2 separate regions of the Homo sapiens genome follow, and region 2 is linked to region 1. Evidence: chromatin loops called from intact Hi-C (ENCODE). Cell type or tissue: heart left ventricle. All regions are shown on one strand.

Region 1 (5,000 bases):
TCTCAGATTAACAGAGGGAATGAGTCCCAGCCAGTATTATCCATGAGAGAATCACATACAATACCAGCTAAGTACAGTGACACTTTGCTCCTCTTTCTCTGATCTGCATGCTGGATTCTATACTAGAGGAATTAGAAAGCAGGAAAGAGATGAGAAATAGTCAGAAAAACACTGAAAGAACAGTCATGCTCTCCTTCCTCAGAGTCAGAAGTAAGAAGAGTTAAGGAGAGAAGATTCAAGCTATATATGAGATTGGACTAAGTTTTTTTTTGGCTGGGGAGGGCGTTGTTTTGTTTTGTTTTTTTAATACAGGGTCTCACTCTGTCACCCAGGCTGGAGGACAGTGGTGCACTCATAGCTCATTGTAACCTCAATCTCCTGAGCTCAAGTGATCCTCCCACCTCAGCCTCCTAAGTAGCTGGGACTATAGGCATGCACCATCACACCCAGCTAATTTTTTTTTTTAATACAGACAGGGTCTTGCTAGGTTGCTCAGGCTGGTCTCAAACTCCTGGCCTCAAGTGATCCTCCCACTCAGCCTCCCAAAGTAGTGGAGTTACAGGCGTGACCCACCATGCCCAGCCCAGACTAACATTTTTAATACCTGAAAACAGGGGCTAGGCACAGTGGCTCATGCCTGCAATCTCAGCACTTTGGGAGGCCCAGGCAGGAGCCCAGGAATTCAAGACCAGCCTGGGCAACATAGTGGGACCTCATGTGTACCAAATACACACACACACACACACACACACACACACACACACACACACACACACAATTAGCCAGGTATGGTGCATATTCCTGTAGTCCCAGTTGCTCCGGAGACTGAGATTGAGGATCACTTGAGCCCAGGAGGTTAAGGCTGCAGTGAGGCAACAGAGTGAAACCATGTATTAAAAATAAGAAACCATGTATTAAAAATAAGAAACAAACAAACAAGGACTCTTGTTACAGCTGAATGTGAGCCAAAAGCTATGAAATCTACCAGAGATTGAAGTTACAGAGCACAGAAGGGAGATTTAGCATAGTATGGTTGAAAGCAACCAAGGGAGAAAAAGTTGTTTCCCATTTGTACCTCTCAGAATTTAGCCTTGGGCTAAACTCATGTTATGAAGCAGTTACCCAAATCAGGCAAAACATTACTATTTAATAAAGCTTGATGGTGGGTGTAGTCACCAGCCTTCAAGATGGCCCCAAGGATCCCCACCTACTGTTATTCACAAGCTTCTGTAATTCTCTGCCACACAAGGGGACCAGGGCTGGTTTGGTTGATCAATAACATATGAGAGTAAGATTAGATTATTTTAAAAGACTGTGGCTTCCTCTCTGTCTCTCACTCTCTTCCCCTCTCCTCTTGCTCTAGGGGAAGCACGTCCTGTGAAGAGTCCCACATGTCAAGGAACTGAGCTTCTAGCCGACAGCAAGCAAGAAACCAAAACCTGCTAACACGGGTGAGTCTGGAAGCAGATTCTCCAGCTCCAGTTGAGCTTTGAGATGACTGCAGCTTCATCTCACACTTGACTTACCTTGCGAGATACCCTTAGCCAGAACCACCCAGCTAAACCACTCTCTGCTTCCTGACCCTCAGAAATAGTGTGAGATAAATTTTTGCTGTTTAAGCTGCTACATTTTGAGGCGATTTATCCCACAGCAGTAGATAACTATTATAGTGTACACATAAATACTTGATATACAAAAAAAACTCATAATAATTTAAATATATAGCACAAAGTTTTCCCCCACGTTTACCATCTTGAAGCTAAAGTAACAAGAGCTCTTAGGGGTGAGGACATTCAGAGAATTTAGAAACTATCCCTGACTTGGATGAAAGATTCTTATATTCCCCTGAGAGCACACTCATAAAATAAACCAGGATTTAGAAATAAGAAATGCCATGAAATTAGTTCCTCTGAACTCAAATTATTGGAATAATCTATAAAATCAAAGGTCGCTGGTATAGGAGTCAAAGAGTGCCACCTGGGAGTGCCGCTTAATATTGCCATAGATACGGCAGGTAGCTACCAAAACAGATTCAAAAAGCAACACTCCTGCAATGCTCCTGACTGACACTAGATGGCGGTAAAGTTTTATCATGCAGTTAAATTTCAATTAGTCTGGCCAGGGTTAAAATAATTTAATGAGCATAAGGCGAAAAAATTAAAAGAACCCTTACTTAATTACTTAGTAAATACTATTTTTGAATTATTATTTCTAAGCTGGAATTAAAATTGAGTTGCTTATACTGATCTGTGACCTGAAACCATTTTTGAAAGGAGGTGGGTTAAAGTGTATTCATTATTCATTTTATAAAAATGAATAGTTTAATAATTGTAATCACTGCAGTATTAGCATCCATTCAGCTATTCCTCATCTGAAATTTGAGATGGTTTCAGCAGAATTGAGGCCCAGTTTACTTTTGAAAGATTGGTATTTATAAATAAGACTAGGAAAGTACTCGAATAATTGCAGGGCATTTTTCATTTCTCTCCTTCAAATTATTCCCTATTATAAGAGGTTGTCTGGCTTAATAATTAATAGCACAGACCTAGAACCAGACTGTGTAAGCTTAAATCCTAGCCCTACTTTAGATTATACCTCATGATCTACCTTATGAATGAGTCACAAATGAATTCATACACATAAAGTACTAGAAACAATACTTTTTCTTTAGAGATTCTATTTAAATATTAACCATTATTATCACTTCACATAAGTTCCCTGAGTCTGAGATAGAGCATGCTATGGAAATATACAGTAAAAACTGAAGCATGAAATCTAGGTCAATTTCCCAATGTCACACAATCAGCAGAATCAAAGTCCACAGATAAAAACAGACGAACACTACCACTTGGAATTGCCCTTTGCTATTGACATAGAGGGTCTGCTTCCAAAAACGACGAGTAAACTAGGAGTAGAACACAAACCTTCCAAATCACAAGCCAGTGACCTGTCCACTGCACCATGACAAACCAGGCTGATTTATTGACTGAAGAAACTCCTAAAAGACAAGTATTTGACAATATTGGCTGCTAGTTAAATGGCAGGTGAAATTCTAAAGTATTAACAGACACTTCTGTCCATTTACTGCATTCTGTTTATCACTTCATGAGGTTCTGCCTTAATTGCCTCAGAGAAGGGAGGATACAACATAATCCAGAAAACAGAATCTTCCTAAAGCTTAGGCCCCAGAAATGAGATAAAAGGTGTAGAAGGAAACCTGCCCTGTTAGGACAGAGCTTCCTCTGCTCCCAAGACTCAGAAGATTTATCTGATAGAGCAGAATGGAGAGATTTGAAAGAAAAGTGAAGACACCAGTGGGCTTCTGAAAAGGGACCCTGGGTCTAACCTACTTTTATCTTAAGCTGAGCCCTATATTTGGGGTCACAGGGAGGAATAATAAAATGTCCAAACACGTTTGGGGATTCTAGAGCTGAGTATCCTGCTCCCCTTTGGGTGGAATCTGGGAGCTATAGGACTCTCTAGTTCCCCACATCTGGCTTGTGCAGAAGTGGAAGGAAAATCTGTATGACATGTCTAGGCAGATGGTCCGCTAAGAGCTTCACAAAGTTCCAAAGCCACAGAGTGGTGTGGTGGCAGAGAATGGTGCCAGAAATGCAAGATGAGCATAGACCAGAGTTTCTCACAGTGCAGCTGGCGAAGAAGCATTCGAATATCGCCAACATGCAGAACGCGGCACAAGCAAAGCTCTCAGAAGCCACAGACCAGAAGAGGCTGGACCATCAGAAACAAAGGAGGGTACGGCAGGGACCCCCCCTAGAAAATGGGAGTATCCTTTAGGATATCAGTTTAGCTGTTTTCAAAGAGACCAACATAACTGAGCCTTAAACAAGATAGAATGCTCATTTCTATCCACATACAAGTTCAAGGTAATACTGGTCAGGGGGCTAGAGCTGCTCTGCACCACCAGATCACCCAGGAGCCCAGGTTCCTTTCATCTTGTTACTTTGCCACCCCACAGAATGCTATCCTTGTGCCCTCACGGAAACAAAGCCAACTCATCATCACCACATCCTCATTCCAGCCTGGGAGAAAGAGAAAAAGGGATGTGCAAAGCTGAGGGTTCAGAGATGCCATTTAAGGGCCTGAGCCAGGAGGAGGTACGCCGTTCCCACTTGCTGCCGACCTGCCAGCCTTAGACACATGTCCACACCTCACTTCAGAGAGGCTGGGAAGTGGGCAGCCTGTGCCTAGGTAAAAATAAGGTAGTTCTTTGACCAAAGAAAGAGTACATGGATATCTGCAGATAAGTGGTGATCTCTGCTATGCTCAGTGTCACATGAAGGCCAAGGTGGATATATACAGGGTACATACAGGGTAAGACTGTATTTTTTCCAATGCCTTAATGCTACATACACCACTCGAATCTTAGATACAACTCTGGGCATTGGGGGCAGGGGGTGCCTGAAATTTAGCTGGCCAGTGTTTATCATATGATTTAAAACAAAAGCTCTGGCCAGATATGGTGGCTCATGCCTGTAACCCCAGCACTTTGGGAGGCTGAGGCGGGCAGATTGCTTGAGCTCAGGAGTTTGAGATCAGCCTGAACAATATGGTGAAACTCCATTTCTACTACAAATAGGAAAGAAATTAGCTGGGCATGATGGCATGTGCCCGTAGTCCCAGCTACTTGGGGGCGGGGGGGGGGCGGCGCCGAGGCAGGAGGATAGCATGAACCCAGGATGCCAAGGCTGCAGTGAGCTGTGACTGCACAACTGCACGACTGCACTCCCGCCTGGGTGACAAAGTGAGACTCTGTCTGAATAAAAAGCTCTGTCCAAATGAGACTATGTTAATAAATAAACAAGGCAATCAAATTGTCTCTCTTGAGCATCTGAACCAGAAATAGATTGAAGAATATGGTATGATAGAGCCGTAAGAGAAGGAGATGCAAAGAAGTCATGGAATCAGGCCGTGAGTCAGCAGCAAAGGTTGCAAGTTGCCTTGAGTTAAATAAATTCATGATGTGAGATAGAAATCAT
Region 2 (5,000 bases), 350 kb after region 1:
AGGAGAATTGCTCGAACCTGGAAGGTGGAGGTTGCGGTGAACTGATATGCCATTGCACCCCAGCCTGGGCAATAAGAATGAAACTCTATCTCAAAACAAACAACAACAAAACAAAAACAAAAACAAAAAAAAACTAGGGTGAATAAAGCAGATTTGTTTAGGGCTCTTTAATGGAAGGAGACCAGCAGGGGCTCATTGGTCCACTCAACCTCTGAGAGTGCTGCAGTGTGACCTTTGTTTTGGCTTCAATATTTTATCCCATTTCTCAATAACTGTTTAAAGATTTACACCCAGCTGGGACTAGTCTCTTGAATCTCCTCTTTCTTTTTCTCCATTGTCTTATGAATCTTTATTGCCTGTTATTTTGGTAAGACTTTTACATATGGCAGTGGGTCTGTGACTACTGGCTATAACTGGATCTGGCCAAAAACCAGGCTTGGCCCAGCATTAGGATTTGCGTTTCTGTTTCGCTATTCCAGGTAACAATAATCAAGGGATTATATAGTAACTTTATTTATTGTTTATGTAACATTTTCTTATGTATCCAGTGACCCAGGCACCCAGGAGTTGGATCCATCATTTCTCAGTCCCACTGGTAACTTTTATTTCTACTAATTGATTGTAATACAGCTGTAGTTGGAGCTATTATTTGTAAATTCCACTGGTAATGTTTACCTCCATTAAATGATTATAGCACAGCTATAGTTTTATACCATGAGTGGCCTTGTAACCATCCAGGAAACAAAGGTTTGTCATCCCTCATTCTTTCTCTTCATTCAGTGAGTCAGCTTCAGCAAGTTAATGTCATTCTTGTGCCCACTTCCGATACCATTGCTGCAAGCTTGAGGGATTCCAAAACCAACCTCAGGTTTGATAATTTGCTAGAAGAACTCACAGAACTCATTATATTCATGGCTATAGTTTGTTACGTAGAAATGATACACATTAAAATCAGCCAAGGGAAGAGAGACATAGGGTGCAGAATCCAGGAGGAGTCCAAATGTAGAGTTTCTGATTGCCCTCTCTCTGTGGTATCATAGACAACATTAGCTCATTTCAATCACAGTGTATGACAGTACTCACAGAATATTGTCAAACAGGGAATCTCAGCAAAGCCTTTGGTGATCATTGTTTGTATTGGGATTTGATCACATACCACCCACATGGCTGACCTTTAGTCTCCTGCTGCTTCCAGAATGTCAAACTATTACCTTTAGTTATTCCTTTCTCTGGAGGTCACAGCTATTACTTTGTGGCCCAAAGCCATACTGTGTGCTGTTATATAGTAGGGTCTATGTGCTCATTATAATGATATGTTCCTTTGGTAGCATTTTCCTGCACAGACCATTCCCATTTCATTATGGAATTCTTCTGGGTACTTCCCATTGTAAATCACATTTTTAGATAGTCCAGTGGCCAAAGCCCCCAGACGAACAAAAACACTCGTATCAGCCAAGACATGCCAGAGGCCTAGTGATTGTTTCCCAGTAGCTGAGGGCAGAAGCCAGACCTCTTTCAATAAGGTTGATCTTTCACTGTATTAACACTGTATATAAAGGACTTTTATAAAAGCTTGTAGTTATGGTGTTATTGTCATCATCCAGTTTAATGCCCTCTTTTTTCCAGTAAGAAAAGAAAGGTCTGGGATAATCATGTTAATTGATTTGTTTACATTTTCATTTTAATTAGTAGCACAACTGAGAGTGAAAATGGAACCCAAATAGTCCATCTTTAGCATAATACTTTTTTTTCTCCTCTAGTGGAGCTTATACCTTGCCAATTATTGAATCTTGAACTCCTGACCTCGTGATCCACCTGCCTCAGCCTCCCAAAATGCTGAGATTACAGGCTTGAGCCACTGCACCTGGCCTGAATTACTGAATCTTACTGAGAATAATCATGGAAAAACATTTGTATTTTTTGATCAACCTAGTTTCAGGAAAAGTCTTAAAAGGAAAACAACCTAATTTTTATTTTAGTTTACTTCTGATCAGACAATTTAAGATTTGGAGATATAAATGAGAATAAACTAAAATTTTTGTGTTCAGGAGGTATAGAGAGTAAGGAGACAGATGTACAAGTGGAAAATGAAACATTCAGTTATAGAATAAAAGTTTATAAAAATGGGACAAATGAAGAGGAAGTGCCTGGCTTGGCTAAGGAAAAGTGATACAGAGGAGGATGAGGCTTGCTATGATTTTAAATGCTGAATTGGCATTTTCTGATCCAAAAAGGTTGGAAGGCGTTGTATGAGAAAACAGGTCCTGATTGGGAAATCCCAAGGTCTTGTGCCAAGCTGGCATAGGTAGAATAATTGTGATGGAGTGGAGTAAGCGGTGATCAAATCATAAAGGGTCTTGTGTTACAATAGAATTTTGGAAATATTCCTCCTGTAGGGAATGGAAAGCCATGGAACCAAAATTATCTGGATTAAATCATCAATTTTGTATTTTAAGTAGGTTGCTATAGCTGTAGTATGGTGGGATTTGAGAGCAGCTAGCACATTATCCTGTAATTCATCCCTTTGTTTGATCTAGGTGAGACTTGGATAAATTTGTCTGGTAAAACATGTGCTCGGCCACGTGTGAGGTGGCCTGTACTCCCAGCACTTAGGGAAGCTGAGGCAGGCAAATCACTTGAGTCCAAGAGTTCGAGACCAGCCTGAGCAATATGGTGAAACCCCATCTCTACAAAAAATACAAAAAATTAGCCAGGTGTAGTGGTGCCTTCCTGTAGTCCCAGCTCCTTAGAAGGCTGAGGTGGGAGGATTTCTTGAGCCCAAGAGTTTGAGGCTGCAGTGAGCTGTGATCCAGCCTGGACAACAGAGTGAGAGCCTGTCTCAAAAAACAAACAAAAAACCTGCTTATCTTTGCTTCCTCCAAAATCGCACCAAGATAGCAACAACAAAAAAAGGATGAACAGTAAGAGATAATGGTCACAAGATAGAAATACATTTTTAGAATGTAGGGAGTGGGTGTCAATTAGTGACCAATTTAACAGGATTAAAGAAAACTGGGCCAGGCTTCACGCCTGTAATCTCAGCACTAGGTTTTTGTTTTGACCCCTTGCCCACTCCAATCCCAGCACTTTGGGAGGCCAAGGTGGGAGAACCGCTTGAGCCCAGAAGTTGAAGACCAGCCTGGGCAACATAGTAAGTCCTCATCTGTACATAAAAGTTAAAAATTAACCAGACAGTCTGGGCGCAGTGGCTCACACCTGTAATCCCGGCACTTTGGGAGGCCAAGGTGGGCGGATCACCTAAGGTCAGGAGTTGAGGACCAGCCTGGCTAATATGGTGAAACCCAGTCTCTACGTAAAAAAAAATATATACAAAAATTAGCCAAGAATGGTGGCGCATTACTGTAATCCCAGCTACTCAGGAGGCTGAGGCAAGAGAATTGCTTGTACCCGGGAGGTGGAGGCTGTAGTGAGCTGAGATCATGCCACTGCACTACAGCTTGGGCAACAGAGTGAGACTCTGTCTCAAAAAAAAAAAAAAAAAAAATTAGCCAGGCATGGTGGCGTGTACCTATAGTCCCAGCTACCCGGGAGAGGCTGGGGCCAGAGGGGGAGGATCACTTGAGTCTGGGAAGTAGAGATTACAGTGAGCCATCACTGCACTCCAGCATGGGTGACAGAGTGAGACCCTGTCTCATAAAAAGAAAAACCTGAAATCTAAATGTCATCAGAGGGGAATGCTAGCAGATTTTAGAAAGGTTCAAAATCAAAGCCCCAGATGCTTTGCATGGTAGAAGTGATGGTGGGAACTGATAATGCAGGAATTGATCGAAAAATTGTATGGGTTAGGCGTGGTGGCTCACGCCTGTAATCCCAGCACTTTGGGAGGCCAAGGTGGGCGGATTCCCTGAACTCATGAGTTCTCAGCCAGCCTGGGCAACATTGTGAAACCCCATCTCTACCAAAAACAAAAAATTAGCCAGGCATGGCGGCATGCATCTCTAATCCCAGCTACTCGGGAGGCTGAGGCAAGAGAATTGCTTGAACCCGGGAGGCAGAGGTTGCAGTGAGCCAAGATTGTACCGCTGCACTCCAGCCTGGACGACAGAGCGAGACTCCATCAGGAAAAAAAAAAAAAAAAAAAAAAAGAATTGTATGAAGAGAAGTAGACTCCCAGTGCTTTCTTCATACTTCTCACAGTTGGCAAGCTAACCTCTTCACCACTTACAGTACATTCTCTCAAGAATATGAACAGTAGAGGTTCTGGCTTTAAGGACATTTGGCCCATCAGAATTTCTGATAGGACAAGTGCATTAAATGAAAATCCTTTTTCTAAGTGGTTCTTTCAGCCCCATTTATTTCATGTCAACCAGTTACGTCCCCCCTGAAATGATTAGAGGATTGTTACCTCAGGGAAAGTGAAGGTCCCTGAGAAAAGAACAATAATAAATACTGGTAATAAGTGCCCTACAGTAATACTCACCAAGCCACTCTCACTCACAAAGTGTTTTTCAATAGCTTTTTAGTGCCTCATGCTTAATTATGAATGCTTAGTCAGGGATCCTCAGTCTTCTAAGCACTGATCATATTTTAGGAATTATATATAAATACAATATACTAGGCCAGGCATGATGGCTCATGCCTGTAATCCCAGCATTTTGAGAGTCCAAGGCAGGCAGATTGCTTGAGCCCAGGAGTTCGAGACTAGCCCAAGTAACATAGTGAAACCATACCTGTACTAAAAAATACAAAAATTAGCCAGGTGTGGTGGTGCCCACCTGTAGTCCCAGCTACTTGGGAGGCTGAGGCGGGAGGATCATTTCAGCCTTGGAGGCCAAGGCTGCAGTGAGCTGTCATTGTGCCACTGCACCCCAGCTTGGGCAAAAGAGTGAGACCCTGTCTTAAAAAATAAATAAATATATATATAAATAAATATATATATGTGTAACTGAACTATTTAAACTATTGTGATTTACAACTAAGTTTTTGCCTATCTGATGGCAAGAATTGTGCACTTAAAGTTATTCAGTAGAGGCTGAATA

What was found. Hi-C counts contacts between places; a loop is a spot of excess contacts. Peaks named below come from ENCODE experiments on the same cell type or tissue, not always from the same donor. Only the 100,000 strongest peaks of a DNase experiment are listed, where the experiment ranks them.
Region 2: a loop joins it to region 1, with 1.9 times the contacts of the local background. A loop is called at or near these places in 1 of 110 quality-filtered maps.

Annotation. Positions count from the first base shown.
Region 1 is chr10:63,717,245-63,722,244 of GRCh38, reverse strand. No RefSeq gene overlaps it. Among named protein-coding and RNA genes, the nearest start is that of REEP3, 200 kb to the right of the region's middle. In heart left ventricle, a CTCF peak has its summit at 2,072 (motif pointing right); no DNase peak of the experiment used is centred here; H3K27ac peaks cover 1,373 bases.
Region 2 is chr10:63,362,359-63,367,358 of GRCh38, reverse strand. The region is part of intron 2 of JMJD1C (jumonji domain containing 1C); the gene reads left to right. Among named protein-coding and RNA genes, the nearest start is that of MIR1296, 8.2 kb to the left of the region's middle. RefSeq lists an enhancer at 952-1,453. In heart left ventricle, no CTCF peak of the experiment used is centred here; no DNase peak of the experiment used is centred here.